Linked DNA regions of Homo sapiens: region 1 is linked to region 2. Evidence: chromatin loops called from intact Hi-C (ENCODE). Cell type or tissue: A673. All regions are shown on one strand.

What was found. Peaks named below come from ENCODE experiments on the same cell type or tissue, not always from the same donor. Only the 100,000 strongest peaks of a DNase experiment are listed, where the experiment ranks them.
Region 1: a loop joins it to region 2, with 3 times the contacts of the local background. A loop is called at or near these places in 17 of 110 quality-filtered maps.

Annotation. Positions count from the first base shown.
Region 1 is chr6:45,927,351-45,935,350 of GRCh38, forward strand. All of the region lies in intron 4 of CLIC5 (chloride intracellular channel 5), which reads right to left. Among named protein-coding and RNA genes, the nearest start is that of CLIC5, 85 kb to the right of the region's middle. RefSeq lists enhancers at 1-41, 42-705. In A673, a CTCF peak has its summit at 3,261 (motif pointing right); a DNase peak (open chromatin) is centred at 3,291.
Region 2 is chr6:45,432,992-45,440,991 of GRCh38, forward strand. RUNX2 (RUNX family transcription factor 2) reads left to right here. Exons shown (of 9, transcript NM_001024630.4): 5 at 4,956-5,060. Among named protein-coding and RNA genes, the nearest start is that of SUPT3H, 59 kb to the left of the region's middle. In A673, no CTCF peak of the experiment used is centred here; DNase peaks (open chromatin) are centred at 120, 3,990 and 4,320; H3K4me3 peaks cover 1,345 bases; H3K27ac peaks cover 3,350 bases.

The DNA of each region.
Region 1 (8,000 bases), 490 kb after region 2:
CAGGCCTTGCCCCAGATCCACTACCTCAATATCTGCTTCGTAACAAGACCCTGTGGGAAACCAGGATATGCCACCCCCAAAATAGGAAGGATTGTTGAGATGAAGACAATTCAGAAGAAACAGAGGCAGTAAAGCTCTCTGCCCTCCCTCTATTTGTCTAAAAGCAGGACGTAGATTTACAAAGACAAAACGTATCTTGCCTCCCCCCTTCTACCAGGGAGAACCACTGAAAACAACTTAAGACGCTTATGCTCCTGGAGATGGCCCTGCAGGAATCTACATTGAACAAGCTTTGCTAACTGGCCTTTATCTGCCATTCATTTGCTATCCCCCGAAGTTGCTGCCCCTAGAGACTCAAAGTGTTTTTTCCCTTGTCACATCTCTAAAAGTTTACTGTCCTTTGATGAGGATGCTGTGAAACTAGAATTCAAAGCCATCTCTTTGAGAACTCCTCATTATAGAAAATATACATGTTAATAAACTTCTGCTTGTTTTTCTCTTGTTAATCTGTCTTTTGTTACAGGGGTCCCTTCCAACTAAGAACCTATGGGGGTTATTCTTCCTCTAAAACCCCCACGGGATTCAAATGTATTCGCAAGGTAGAAAATGGTCTGGCTAACAAGAGGAATGAAAAGAAGTGCTGCTTTATGCTTAAGCCTTAAGTCTGTGCCTGTCTTAACTCATGAGGCTACTCCGGCTCAGCCTGGAAACAAGCTTGAGATGGGGTGGAGTGCCTTCCTGCAAGACGGCGCTGGAGCAGGATTTGAAAGAAAGCCTGGGGTTTTAAAGCCAAAGTTCCATGTAGCAACTTTTTCCCAACAAATTACCCTCTCTAAACTGCTGATAAAGTCAGAATACCAGACTAGATTTAATCCCTGGTTTTAGTTCTTATGTCTTTGCAACACTAGTTGGTAGCAAAAGATGTTTAAAAGCTGAGAAATGCTGAAGCTTTTGCTAGAAGGTTCAGTGCACCACCTGGATTTCACATCTTGTCATTTTCAGCCCCAGCTCTACCAAAAATGAGGGAATCTGTTCTACAGGTTAACTTATCCAGAGATATTCTCCCCTAAAGGTCAGCAGAAACTTGGAAAAAGTTTCCTCAAAGCTACGTCCTAACCACAGACAAGGGGTTATGAATGTAGTAATTGTATAAACCAACTGTGATACTTTCAACCTACACACACACAATGAAATGTAGACACACACACCCATGGACACACTATTGTACTTCTGTGGTCTGCATATCCTGTGCTTAGTGGGATATTGTGTCCCATCATGAATATATTGTGTCCCATCATGAATATAATTTTGCATGTAAGCACTTTCTTTTAGATTAATTGAAATGAGCCTGTCTAAGGAGGTATGTGATGGCCTTTGCCAGTACATAAGAACATCAGAACACACACGAAGTGCATAAGTGTGTGTGTGTGTGTGTGTGTGTGTGTAGAGAGAGAGAGATTGAGAAACGTATTTGGTTCCTATGTGTAGACTGCACAAAGACAAGAGGTGTTGGTTGCATAGGATGAGGTAACGGTAGGAAGAGGTGAAAGAACATTTAACTCATGTGCAAATCAGTTATTTAACGTTCCTTTATTCCCCAGGTCTTGATCTGCATCCAGGCCAGGCCAGGAGAACTCATTCTGGTCAGACAGCGGGAAATTCCACCACATGGAATGGTGTTGGTGGTCTCCGCTCTACTCCAGTCCAGGAGCCCACACAGCAAAATTCCACTAATGAATGCGCCCACCCACGCAGGGCCCAGCTCTCCCCACCCCCTTCTCCCCATGCCTGCCCCATTCAACAGGCCACGCCACCACCAACCGCCTTCCTTACAACTGCCCAAGGATTCGTTTCAGGAGCAAGATTTGTTAAATTATAAATTGGAAGCATCCACCTCAATAATGAACCAAATCAAAGACCCTCTGGAGGAATCCCTCAGGCAGCTCATGGGAGGGACCAGAGGAAGCATTTGCCCACTCCTCTCCCTCCTGCCCTCAGCCCCAAGGACCCTCCATGAGGGAGGAGACGAGGACATGCAAGTGCAGAGCCCACCAGACCTCCGAGGTGGGTCCCACCGAGCCTAGGTTATTTGTTTTTCCTTACAAGAATGCTAGTCAAAGCAAAACTTTAACCCAACAAACCAACAAACAAAATACCCCTAGTTGGCTATTTGCACACAGGGGTTGCCAAGGAAGGCAGCCTGAAGGGTCCCTTTGTGACCAGAGGCGTTTTTGAAAGGAGACAGCAATGGCTGCTTTATGAGGAAGTGGTGAGACGGTCACATGTTATCCGCATTGCTGTGGAGGTCGGCCTGACCACCCAGGAGCCTTCACCAAGATGGCCTGATAACAGCCCACCGTGGGGCTCCCAGGCCTCTGCAGCGGTCTTCCTGGGACCCAACTGTCCTCCAAAAGAACTGCTTCCAACAGAGTAGACATGGAGCCCCACGGCCACCTAAGTGACTCTGTTTCTGAGCATGCTACAGGGTAATTAGGTTTCACATTCCTGCTGCTTTTTACACACGGCCTTAGCTTTCTCATCAGGCCTGTGGCAGAGCACAAGGCAGAATGAGAAGGGGGGTGCCGCATCCATCCCCTGGATGGCCAGGCCCTCCAGACAGGGCCACTGTGACACGGGGGCTGGGGGCTGGGAGGGAGGAAGGGGAGAAGGCATGAAGCGCCTTATGATTGAAGTGGCTTGGAATAATAAATATACACACTCTTTTTTAAACGTGGCTCACCACATCCTGGGAATCTGGAAAAAATGCCCCACTTCACTGTCCCTCACCCTCCTCCCCACCTACCCCCCAGCAGCAGTGGCTTTCATGACGCCTGGGGGAAAGCACAGGGCCTTTGATAATAAGGGGCTTGTTAGTTCTAGGCTAACAGCCCTCCCAGGCCGCTCTGAATCCTTTCAAGCACTTTTTTATTTTAGGTCAAGGAAGTTCGTAAATGTAAAGACTCGAGATTGTAGAAGGAGAAGAGGAAAGGGAGAAAGAAGCATTTGGGGGTAGTTGTCATTGGGAGGGGCAGCCAGGGACCTCCTATGGTAGATCCGTCAGGCCTGGTGGACATGCCCTTCCCTTGGTGTGGGGGACAGATAATGGAAGGTGGCTTTGAGCCTTGAAGAAGACCTAGCCTTGTTTGAACCGTCTAAGCTTTGGCTTAGATAAAACTGAATCTTTGTATAGGAAGACCCTTTCGAATCCACAGGCCTTGAATAAATCACATCAGCTGGCTCTGGCGACGATTCCTCTGCCTGCCAGAAGAGGGCAGCACATGCTTCCTCATTACAGGGAAAGCTGGGCTGCCCAGTCCAAAGGGTGGACACTAGGTATGGAGGCGGGGGGAGCACTGTGAAATTAATAGCAGCAGCAGCAACAGCAGCAGCAATAGCTATCACATATTGGTGCCTACTGTGTGCCAGGAACTGTCCTAAGTGATTTATATGCATTAATTCATCTAATTAACATGACAAATCTTCAAGAGAGGGTGCTATTACAATCTCCATATTACCGTTGAGGAGGCTGAGGCATACTGAAATTAACAGAACTTGCTATTGTAGCCACGGACTGCCTAAGATTGAGGTCAGCAAATTACAGTCCAAGGACTAAATCCAGTTCACTGCCTACTTTCATGCTGCCCTCAAGCTAAGTATTGTTTTGTGTTTTACATTTTTGCATGGTTGGAAAAAAGTCAAAAGAAGAATAATATTTCATGAAGTGAGAATGATGTGAAATTCAAATTTCAGTGTCCACGAATGATGTTTTATTGGAACACAGCCCTATTTATTTGTTTACATATTATCTGTGGCTGCTTTATGATTCCTGCAGCAGAATTGAGCAGAGTCTGGTAGAGGCTATGTAGCTTGCAAAGCCTAAACTATTTACTATCTGACCCTATATAGAGAAAGTTTGCCAAGCCCTGACTTATGAGGAAGAGCTACCTGTTTCCAGGCAAGAGGGACAGAGAACAGAGTTGCTATTTACTGGAAATGGAGCTAGTATCGCTATCCCAGGGCAATTTAGAAGCAATGTTGAACTTGATTCACTTTTTTTCCAACAGGGCAGCTCAAGGTCAAGCAAAAGGAGGGTCTGACATGTCACTGAATAGCCTCAAGGAAGTAATAAAAGGTTAGATCTGGAAAGGACTGTGAAAGTCCACTATTATGTCTCAAGTCTAAGGTGCACATTTTTTTCACTCTTTAACATCTGTGAAATCAGGCAATGTCTTACAATCAAAATATGAGAGGTTAAGTGAAAACACTTTGTTTAAGTGATAGCATTTTGTTGTTGTTTCTTAGAGGTTTGTTTGTTTGTTTGTTTTTGAGATGGAATCTTGCTCTGTCACCCAGGCTAAAGTGCAGTGGCATGATCTTGGCTCACTGCGACCTCTGCCTCCCGGGTTTAAGTGGTTCTCCTGCCTCAGCCTCCCAACTAGCTGGAATTACAGGTGTGCGCCACCATGCTCGGCTAATTTTTTTGTAGTTTTAGTAGAGACTGGGTTTTGCCATTTGGCCAGGCTGATCTCAAACTCCTGACCTCAAGTGATCTGCCCACCTCGGCCTCCCAAAGTGCTGGGATTATAGGTGTGTGCCACTGTGCCCAGCCAGTATTTAAAATAATAGTGTCGTACAATCAATGACACCTTAGATTAGGCAGTTCCTGCCTCCAAAGATCCAGCCTCTTTTTGGTCCTTTCTGTTGATGGGATACTCACTTCTTTTGCTGGCAGTCCATTCTACAGATTTAATTTTAAAGTTTCTTTTCTTTTTTCTTTTTAGACGGAGTCTCATTCTGTCGCCAGGCTGGAGTGCAGTGGCACCATCTCGGTTCACTGCAACCTACAACTCCCTGGTTCAAGTAATTCTCCTGCCTCAACCTCTCAAGTAGATGGGATATAGGCACATGCCCCCACGACCAGCTAATTTTTGTATTTTTAGTAGAGACGGGGTTTCACCATGTTGGCCAGGACGGTCTCAAACTCGTGACCTCGTGATCGGCCTGCCTTGGCCTCCCAAAGTGCTGGGATTACAGGCGTGAGCCACCATGCCCGGCCTAATTGTAAACTTTCTAATGTTGAGCTGAAGTGTGTAAGCCTAAATTTTCTATACATCAAATGAGGATGATCTTGCTTAATACGTTTACTTTAAGAGTCTTAAGATCTTATTAAAAGGGAGCGAAGGGAAGGAAGCACTGTGACCCCCGGGGTAGGGAGGACCAGAGCCGGCTGCAGGAATCAGTCTGTCGGTGTGGTCACACCAGGCAGTCTGCAAGATGGGAGGACAGGGATGAGTTGTTGGGGACACAAACCATGAAAACCTGGAAGGAAAAGAAAGACCGCCAGTGATACAGATGAGTTCTTTTTCTAGCAGCATCAGCCAGGAGCATGACCCACTGCAGGTGGCACCTCTTAGAAGGAGAAGACAGGAGCAATTTGAAGATTCGGGCCTGAATGGAACAAGAAGACAAGGAAAGAGCGAGGAATGCACCTGTGGCTGGCTTGCCCCTGCTGCCTTATATGAGGGCTCTAGGAGATGAGGAAGGGAAATGAGAGAGGCAGGATGACAGTCATTGATATTGTGTTAATAAGAACCACAATGTCCTCCTTCAATCACGTTCCCATTCAGTGGGAATGATCATCCAAATTCTGAGATAAACTCACTGAGGTTCCTAGAATAACCCGAGAGTCTTCTTCCATTCTATGTGGCAGGGACAATCAATTTTTCCAGAATAAGCCCAGGGAGCTTCCAGGTTCCAGAAAGAGGAGCCTCTGATGTGAGCCTTAGGGAGGTGGAAACCTTGGCCTTTATTTGGAAACAGAACCAAGACTGCTCAGGGACCTGTGTGGCTAATGGCCACTTTTTTGTTCCAGCAACAAATTGGGAACCAGGAGGTGGTGGGAACTAGGGTACACTCCCTCGCCCTCTGGTAACCACGTTTGAGCTTGGATTGGAGAGAAAGGAGAAGCAGAGGGCTTAGCCCTAACCAGGTGCTTTTCATCTGGGGACATGTGTCCTGGATTTCCTGGGACAGTACCAATTTCTTATAATTTGATTATTTTCAATGAAGGCAATTTGTTAGGCATCTGATTTTCAGTTTGGAAAACATGGCCACTGCAGTTACAACTGATGAAGGGCAATGCAATCTGAGCACATGCCCAGCACGTCACAGATACCAAGGAAGGTTTTTAGGGCTTTCTTTCGGAAGTTAGAAGCACCTTATTAGGACAAGTATTTTAGGAAGAGTATGTTAGGACATCTCAGAGTCTTCCATAAAAAGAGAACTAGGTGCAGCCTTGCGAGTGAAAGGGGTACATCTTTGCACATCTAGTGCAGGAGCCCATTCATCTTGATGAAAATAGATAAGCCCAGACAGGCTGTTCTGTGTCCCATGTGCTGGGTGGACAGAGAGGGGCAGGGAGGTTGGCGACACACGCCTGAGGCTGCAGGGAGGTCTCCTGAGTCTTCCAGAGAAGATGGAGAGAAAGGAAGAAAGTGAGTTTCAGGTGAAGAGAGAACACAGGGATTGTGAGATCGGGAGGAGCACAGCTCACAGGTGGGGGAAGATGGAGAGGAGTCAGAGCAGCAGGAAGTCAGCAGGGCCTGGAGTCTACAGCAGCCTGAAAGAGAAGTCACAGGAGGGGAGAGCCAAAGAAAATGGAAACCACAGCTCCTCCGTGCCTGCGGCTCACAGCAGGAATATTTGTTATTCTTCTGGGAGGCTGGTTTGTTTTTATCTTCTAGGAGGACCGAGCTGCAGCTGACCAGGGGCCCTGTTTTGCTTTGTCTGCTCACAAGTTTAGAGCCAAATTTGTGGTCTACCTTCTGTGTGGCGCACGAAGGCCCCGGGGCTGCCCTGACTGTTTTAGCTCACCCAGGGCTCCATTTGATGGTTGTCTCCTTGTTTTTCTTTCTCACCTCCTCTTGGCCTTTGTTGGTTTGCCGTGCTTTATGCATCCCTGGGAGTAGCTATAAAGCCTTTCTGGAACAAGTGGAGTATAAATTTTAAAATAGAAAGAAGGCCCCCCAAGACAGAGGAATACAGAGGTGGAAATAAGAGAGAAAAGTGGACTTGAAGGGGGAAGAAAAGAGGGAATTCAAAGGAAGCCTTGAAAGACTAAAACCATCCAGATTGGGCAAAACACCACTTAGTGCAGGTCGCCTGGGAGGCCTGAGAGAGCTTAAGCCCCAAGACTGCATGTGATACAGATGAGATACTATTGCCCCTGGGGCTTTTCAGACCTCTCACTAGGGGAAAGGGAGTCCTGTGGAAGTGGGCTGCGCAAAAGGAGGTTGGATGGAAGGTGGTCAGCGTGAATAGAGCAGGAGAAATACTGAATTTTTGTCTTAGGCTACAGGCATAGGCATGCCTACTTCCTCTCCAGCTAAAAAGAAAAGGGGCAAAAGCACATGAGAATATGACACTGGCACCAAAAACAAGGATGGTAATTCTTGGTAGGACATTAACTGTATCTGAGGGAAACATGATAGACCTGGAAGAAATTTTAAAAAGGGGTAGGAGACTTTTCAAATTAGTTAATCAAAATAGAGCATTCAAGATGCACATTAGATCCATTTGTTAATTACCTGCCATATGCGATGGGGACAGAACATGAAATAAATCATGTGTATTGCTAGGATTGAAGCATAAGGAAAGAGAGATTGTGGAAAATAAAGTGAAATATAGCACTTTCTGCCTAGATTATGATAAGTAACTAAAATGAATTTCTTGAAAACCAAGAGATTTGCAGGGATTTTTAGAGTCTGTTCAAATGGCAGATTGAGGGTAAGAAATGCAAAATGTAAGACAGATATTCAGAGGGAGAAGTCCACATCCTCTTAGGAATGACAGAGAGTGGGGGACATGTTAAAGTAGGTGTCAAAGAAACCCCTTTAGGGAAGAGACAAACCCAAGGAGCCAAAGGGGTGTTCCAGTGGCAGGCGGGGAGGGGTGTTTCACAGCGACGCTTGCTAGAGGTGGAGGCACTGGCTTGCAGAAGG
Region 2 (8,000 bases):
AACCATGTCTAATAATTGCTCTTTAGTTTGGATCAGATGTCAAATTATTACCATTGTAAAAACTTGATAAGGGAAATTCAAGCAAGGCTGTTTCCGATGAGTAGTGTTAGTTTACTTTCTAGGAACAGGGCCAAGAAGTTGTACTTTTTAACTTAAAAAAAATGATTCATGCTAATGAGATACTGTCACTGACATGTTGTTTGAAATAAAATGAGGCTCACAGCCTCCGGTAGAATCAAAACTAAGGGAGTTATCTCTGCATCAGGTTTAGTTAACTTTCATAAAAAGAAGAAAAAAAGACACATCCTATATCACTATTGACTGATTAGGTTTGGAGTATGTGTGTGTGTGTATTCATTCTTCCTTTTTCTCATTTACTTATGCAGGTCCACTATGCAATTAAAGTTTTCCTTTTTTTCTAGTTAGAATCAAGAAAAATGTGAACATGATGATTTACCTGTATGCTCTGAATTGCATCTTTCTTCTTATGTAATAATACTTTTTTTTTTTAACTAGAGTAATGAATTTTAGTTTTTAAAGGATTGGGTGCCATGCTTAATTTTACATTACAGATTCAAACTAGTGTTTTCATTTATCTTACTTTTGTATTATATAGATGCTGCATAACTTTTTTCTGATCAATTTAAGTAGAAAGTATGGCAAAGTGATAGTGTACTTTGTAAACCCTCAACATATTTATTTAAGAAACTTCAAAGAGAAACAAAGGGTGTGCACTGTTTTACTATATTGGCTTTCTGAGTTTTGGCTGGTTTCCCAAATAGCAATTTTTATATTTAAAAAAAAAGACAGACTTAACTGCTTGCAGACTTTTCACGCATGGAAGATGAAGAAAGCTTCTTTTGATGAAGTGTAATTATGTCCAAACAGAGCTGACCCCCTCCCCCTATATTTCTTATGATCTTAACTGAAGAAAGTAGGATTTTTCCTTTGAAGCAGCCGGGACTTGGTGGAGGATCTGAAATGCTACAGTCTGCTGCCAGAGGCAGGATGGAGAAATTGGTCCAGACTTGTCTTCAAGACTTAGATGGGGGGTAGGGGGAGTGGGTGGAGAGAGAAAGAAAAATTGATTTATCACTAATAATATATTTTTATATCACTGCATTAACATTGTATGAAAGGAAACAGTAATATCAAGCTGAGATGAAGAGGAAAAAAGGACAGAGAACACTGATAACAGATCACACTCTGAAAAAAAAATGGGTCAGTTTTTCAGTGGCAGGAAACCCTTTAACCTGCCTTTGTACCCTTTGTACCTGACCTGCTTTATAACAGACTCTTCCAGCTTCCTCTTTGATTTTCACACTTCTACATTTCTCTTAAGCTATTAAGTCTGGATCAACATGCTGCTACCATTGTATTTTCTTTCCCGGCTTTAAATATTTCTATTTTCAGTAGTGTTATAAAAAAACACCAAGTTCCTCAAATATTGCACTTTTTTTTTTCTTTCCACTGGTAGAAACATAAACTCTCAGAAACTGAAAAACAATCTTAGATTATAAAGGAGTCATGTCACTACTGACTTTGACTTTATGGGTCATCTTATGACCACAACTTTTGAAAGTGCTAGAATAAAAGTAGAGCATCAGTGGAACTTGCATTAAGTTAGGAGAGGCTTAAGGTTTTTCATGGTTTTTCCTTTTTTTTATCCTTAATCTTTTAAAGAGAAGTGTTTAAAATGATTTTGGTCCTTAAATTTTTTTTTGGTATGCTTTCTTTTTCCTGATGAAGCCATGGATGACACAATTAGTTATCTACTGACTGCTAGCTCCCTATTTGAGAGCCTACATTTTAAAATAACAGGCTGTATTTTATCACTTATGGAAAGTGATAAAAAGGGGATTTTTGAGAAAAAATTAATTTAAGGAAATCATGAATGCCCACATAAACATTTGACTTAAGAGGTGCATTATTATTATAGGATGAAGAACCAATTACTAAATTGGTTGGTAATTTCTGAAAATTTCTTCAACATTGCATACATATTTCTTCTGAAGGGGCAATAAGAAGCAGAAGGAGCCTCATTCACTTTTGCTGTAGTTGTTAATTACATCTTGATCCTTAGGGTCTGATTTTGGCAGATCATAGTTATACTTAACTACTTGTTTCCTCCCCCAAACCCATCTCTTTTTAAAAGCAGTTTTTTATAGAGAACTCATTCTACTCTGAAAATTTAAATGCTTTATACTTGAAGGGTGAATTTTATTTTTGGCTTTTGTTCCTACATGAGGCGTCACCCTGAATTTAGGGGAAGCATAGATGACTTTTAATATCCTAAGTAAGTTGTAAAGGTCTCAAGTAGAACTGTTACCAAAACTGGTTTAAATAAATTTATGGACAATCTATTTTATCTTTTTTTCTTTTTTGAGATGGAGTCTCACTCTGCCACCCAGGCTGGAGTGCGGTGGCACCATCTCGGCTCACTATAACCTCCGCCTCCTGAGTTCAAGTGATTCTTGTGCCTCAGCCTCTTGAGTAGCTGGGATTACAGGCGTGCGTCACCACGCCCAGCTAATTTTTATATTTTTAGTAGAGACAGGGTTTCACCAGGTTGGCCAGGCTAGTCTTGAACTCCTGACCTCAGGCGATCTGCCCTCCTCCACCTCCCAAAGTGTTGGGATTACAGGCGTGAGCCACCGCGCCCAGCCGACAATCTTTCTACCAGGTTATTTAGAGACATTAAGGATAACTGAGATCTGTATATATCCTTGATTTATTAAGATGAGTGCCATAGATGAAAACTGACTCTGAAACACAGCCATGGGAGCCACTGTTAGAAAGGCAATCCTGGGCCCATAGACCACTAATCTGACCCCAAAATGGCACTTTAAAATGTTTTAGTGTAAATTAACTTTCAATCTAGAGATTCAGCTCTTTTACTTTTTGCGATCTTTCCATTGTTTTGAGGTTCTAACTTGGACCCAGTGGCTTCCTATTCAAGTTTCTGGTTTCTAATTCTGTAGGCTTTTAGTTTTCTGTAACTAGTTTAGACTCCTGGCTGGTTTATTCTTCTGGTTAGTCTTAACGCTTATAATAAAGCCTCTCTTTGCTAACCAATTATAAATTATTTAAATCCGTGTAATAGCCAATATAGTGGATAAAATATATCAATGACACTTTAAAAATAGATGCTTTCATCATCCTGAGATATTGCATTAGTCCATTTATGTTTACTGTTTCTTGGGCACATAGAGCTGATTGGGACGCATCTAGAAATAAATTACTTATTAATTTTTTTAAATGGCAAGTGATCAAGCCACTTAAGGAAGTGGCCAAGTGACAGAATATTTAAAAAAAAAAGAGCATTAATTTTAGGGTCTGAAAAATGAGGTTCAGATCTTCATTTTTTCATTTATTAGTTGTATGAACTTGGGTAAATTACTAAGTCTCTTGAGGCTTCAGCCTCCTTATTTGTGCAATGGGGGTGAGAGATCTAAGCGGGGAGGATTAATTGAGATAATGTGTATGAAGTGGCACTTAATACGTTTCTAATTGTTATTCACCTTTCCCTATTCAAACTGCACCCACCCCATTCCTGTCTTTTCTTTCCTGTTTTTTTCCCCTTGGCTATAGAAAAGTATAGCCAAGGAGACTTAAAACTATTTATACTCAGTAACAAATGATGTGCGTCTTAAACAGATTTTAGGAACTTACATGGTCTAGGTTGAAAAGAAAACCCATTCACTAGACTTGACAGCCAAAGACCTGTTCTCCATTAAGCCTTGTATATAACCTGTTCCATATTAAGCTTTGAAAAGACTGCATTAAACTTTGCATTGGTACATATTGTCAAAGATTTGTGTTTTGGTTTAATACTCTCAGTTTTCAGTAAGGGAAAAAGAATCTCTGACCAAAAAACAAAGCAAAACAAAATGAGCTTTTTAAAGGTCTGTTACAGGAGCAGACTGAATGAGTACTCTGGCCTGAGATTGCTGAATGTTTTATTGAGTCACTGTTTCACGCCCACCTCTTCCTGTCTTGTAACAGTTTGCAGTTTTGACTATCTGACATGATTAACCGTTGCAAATCTAACTGATTACAACTGTTAGTAAGTCTGTGCAACAGAGAATGGTATCTTCTTCTGGAGAAAACAGACATCCAAATATGCTACCAAACTTTTCCCTGTCTCTTTTCCCCTTCTTATTCGTCGCTTTTAGCTCATTAATTTGAAGCATCAGATGTAATATTTCAATGAAGCACACCTTCTGCTAAAAGCAAAATTTGAGTTTATACTGAGAGATGTCATGTTCATTTAGCAAAAAGTAAGTCGCTGTCAGGGGGTTATTTCAAGATTTAACAGCAAGGATGTATGTTAGGGGAGGGGTGGACAGGGAGGAGAAAAACTTTGTTCCAGTAATGATGAAATCATCATACCACAGGCACATTACGGCCAGGACAGGAGACACTGGCTCCTGTTAAAATGATTCCCATAAGAACTTTCCTCTTTTATCTTCTTATTGTAGTGCAGCTAAGCAAATGAAATGCTAAAGCTATGTGAAGTAAATAACATAATCAACAATGATTTACTATTGTTCTCTCGTGAGGTCATGACCCAACCCTAAATAAAGACTTCTAAAATTGTCTGTGCTTGGATGTGTTCCTGATGTTGGAGAAAACTGAAAGAAAAAGAACCTTCCTCAAGTGGACCAGGGTTTTGTTTTCATTACAACTGTTGCTACTGAGGAGCTTTTTTGGAATTGGAGTCTTCCTGTGTAGCACTACAATGAGGACGATGATCTTGACTCTAAGCAAATTTGGAAATGTCCTAAAGTGGTCATCGGAGGGTTTCCAATTTAGAAGAAGGAGTCCTGCCTCTTGTCTTTGTTTCATTGCCTCCTTAGAGATGCTTAAATGCAATTTGGAAATCTATGCTGCTGTGTAATCATCAACACTGTTTTTTAATATTCACTGTATATTTTCCCCTTTTATATCTGCAGGCAAGAGTTTCACCTTGACCATAACCGTCTTCACAAATCCTCCCCAAGTAGCTACCTATCACAGAGCAATTAAAGTTACAGTAGATGGACCTCGGGAACCCAGAAGTAAGTACTCCCCTTTTTATTGAAGAAAGTAATAGAGTTTCCAGAGACCCTATGAGGAATTTATTCCAAATGAGTTAGTGTCACTTTCATGTCCATAGTGTCTTTGTGGACTTTGCTATCTGCATATATTTTTTTTAGTGAGGGAGAGTTAGTCAAACTTCAGAGTTAGTAGAAAATAAAACTACGGTTTTAACCTTTGCCACACAATCACTAAGGCCTCCGTAGCTTTGGGAAATGAGTGAATAATTATTCAGTCACTGTTAACTATTTGCTAAGAAATTTTGCTCATGTACTGAACATAATGGGGCAGAATAGACCCATGAGAGCTGAGGAAGAAAAGAGCAAACTTAAAAATCTTGAGCTTAGTCAAAAAGCACTGGCATGTGTTTCCCATGGCCTAAGAATGTGTTTTAGCTTTTTAACTCGCCCACTCAATTCCCTTTATGAAGAGCACACTGCTTAATTACAAAGAATTTATTTGCAAATGATAACTTGCTTGATTGTTACAACACTGTTGTTTGGTCATGCTCTAGTAATTGTTATAGGTAGTTTTCTTTTAACAGATAGAGTCAAACCACGTTTAAATCCATCTTGGTTTATTTGTCTGTCTGGACATCCAGAAGGTTTCACCGGCAATCAGTTTCAGGTAGCGCACATAATCTACTTGGGCCAATATGTATGTTCCTTCTAAATCTAAAATGACCGAGGTTTGCTTCCCCCACCCCCACCAAAAAACTGCTTTGAACAAACTCAGCATAGCGGTATTTGAATATATTTAGAGATTAAAGATTATTTGATATATAAACCATTAACAATTGTGTGCCAATGGAAACATCATATAGAACTCTGCCTTTGCTGAGTGAATACATTGGAATCCTAACCACTGCATTTAGGGAGGTCAGTTTGGTTTGTGGTGGAGGCATAGCTGGCAGAAGTACTTGTTCTATAACAATCAACCTGCATAGACCATGAGAGTGGCATATCTTTTCTTCCCCTAAAATGAGAGAAAAGGTCTCATAAAGTTTTGCCTCTACCCAAGCAGCATACCTTCCTAGCAGTGGGAGCATATGGTGGGTCCCGTCCCTTTTGCTGCTGTCTCTTTTCACAAAGGCTGACTGCTTGCCTGAACTAGGGAGGTTTCCTGCCTCAAAAGCAAGTCTTTGAGGTTTTTGTTTTCTTCTCCTTTCATGTGTGTGGCATTCTTCCAGGTTCATAATGTTGAGTCAGTGCTGGCCCTGTCTGTTCAGTTTGGGAATGTCCTGTTAGGTGATTGCTGTACACATGTGTGTAAGCACCAAGTCTCTAGTCCTAAGGGCTAGTGGTTATGGAGTGCAGGTGAATAGAACAGAGCTTTGCCTGGTTTGGGGCTTTGCCTGCCTTTTCTGGATAGCCATAAGTTGGGGATGATGCCTTATGATGGAAGATGTCTTCTAACTTTTGGTCAGACTAGCCCCGGAATTCCTGAAAAGGCAGGACGTCCATTTTAGTAATGCACATAGCAGGATAGTTGGTTTTTAAAATGTAGCACCGCTAATACTTATCTCTTAAAGATATTTCCTGCTGATCTCAGCTGCTTTTCTCAGTTCTTGGAAAAACCATTTGCGTGTGTTTGTGTGCGTGTGTGTGTGTGTGTATGTGTGTGTGTATGTTTGTGTGTGTATATGTGTACATACACACAAGAGTTGATGCTCAAAAGTTGATGGCTGGGAGAGGAAAGAGGGAAGGATAGGTGCTCCCTGTTCTGAACGATATGACAATAAGTGAGAAGGCAGGGTAGCTTTGGAAAAGTCACTTCTGTTTCAAGTGTGCATAGCAGTACCTTATTTCAGAGAGGTTTTTGTCCAAATTAGTCAATAGACTAATTTATAAAGGCAGAGAATTGCCTTGTAAAGGCAGAGAAGTGCTCTGAAAGCAGTGAGAGTTAGGAGTAGAGGGGCCAGGTGGTATACGTGGGACCTGAGTTCAAGCTTTGTGTGGTGCCCAGGGTGGGCGGTGGAAGCAGATACAGATCTGCAAGTGGTAGGCCACCTGCCCTAGATAAGCCTGAGTAACATTTCTTATTAACTGAAAATATCGGTGAAAATGCGGGGTCATTTTCCTGACATCATAGGGTGACTTGACGAAGTCAGTGTCTGGAGAGAAGCATGGGTCTGCTTTGAGCGACAGCTGAATCCTATAACCTGGATTCTGTGCTGGATTATTTTTTTCCTCCCTGTTCTTGGCCATCCTGGGCATTGAATATTTGTAGCATAGCCCTCTTCTCAATATGGTTCTTTAATTTTGACACTCCCAGGTGTGGGAAATGCACAATATTTCCAATTTTCTTAAACAGTGAGTATAATAGGAGTTTGATTAGTTGGTGCATATAATGTTAAATGGGAGATCCTCTAGAACACAGACTGGCACACGTTTTCTACGGAGTGCCAGATAGCAAATCCTTTAGACTCTGTGGGCCGTATGGTGGTCTCTGTCACAACCACTCAACTCTGCCATTGTAGCTCAAAAGCAGCATAAGCAAATACATACATTCATGGTCATGGCTATACAGGTTGAGTATCCCTTATCCAAAATGCTTGGGACCAGAAGTGTTTCGGATTTCAATTTTTTTTTTTAATTTTTGGAATATTTGCGTATATAATGAGATACCTTGGTGATGAGACCCAAATCTAAACATGAAATTCATGTATGTTTCATATACACCTTATGCACACAGTTTGAAGATAATTTTATACAATATGTAAATAATTTCGTGGAAGAAACAAAGTTTGTGTTATGTACTTATGTGTGGAATTTTCTACTTGTGGCATCATATTGGTGCTCAAAACTTTCAGATTTTGGAGCATTTCGGATTTTCAGATTAAGGATACTCGATCTGTATTCCACTAAAATTTTACTTATAAAAATAATTGGTGGGCCAAGTTGTAGTTTGTCAACCCTTGC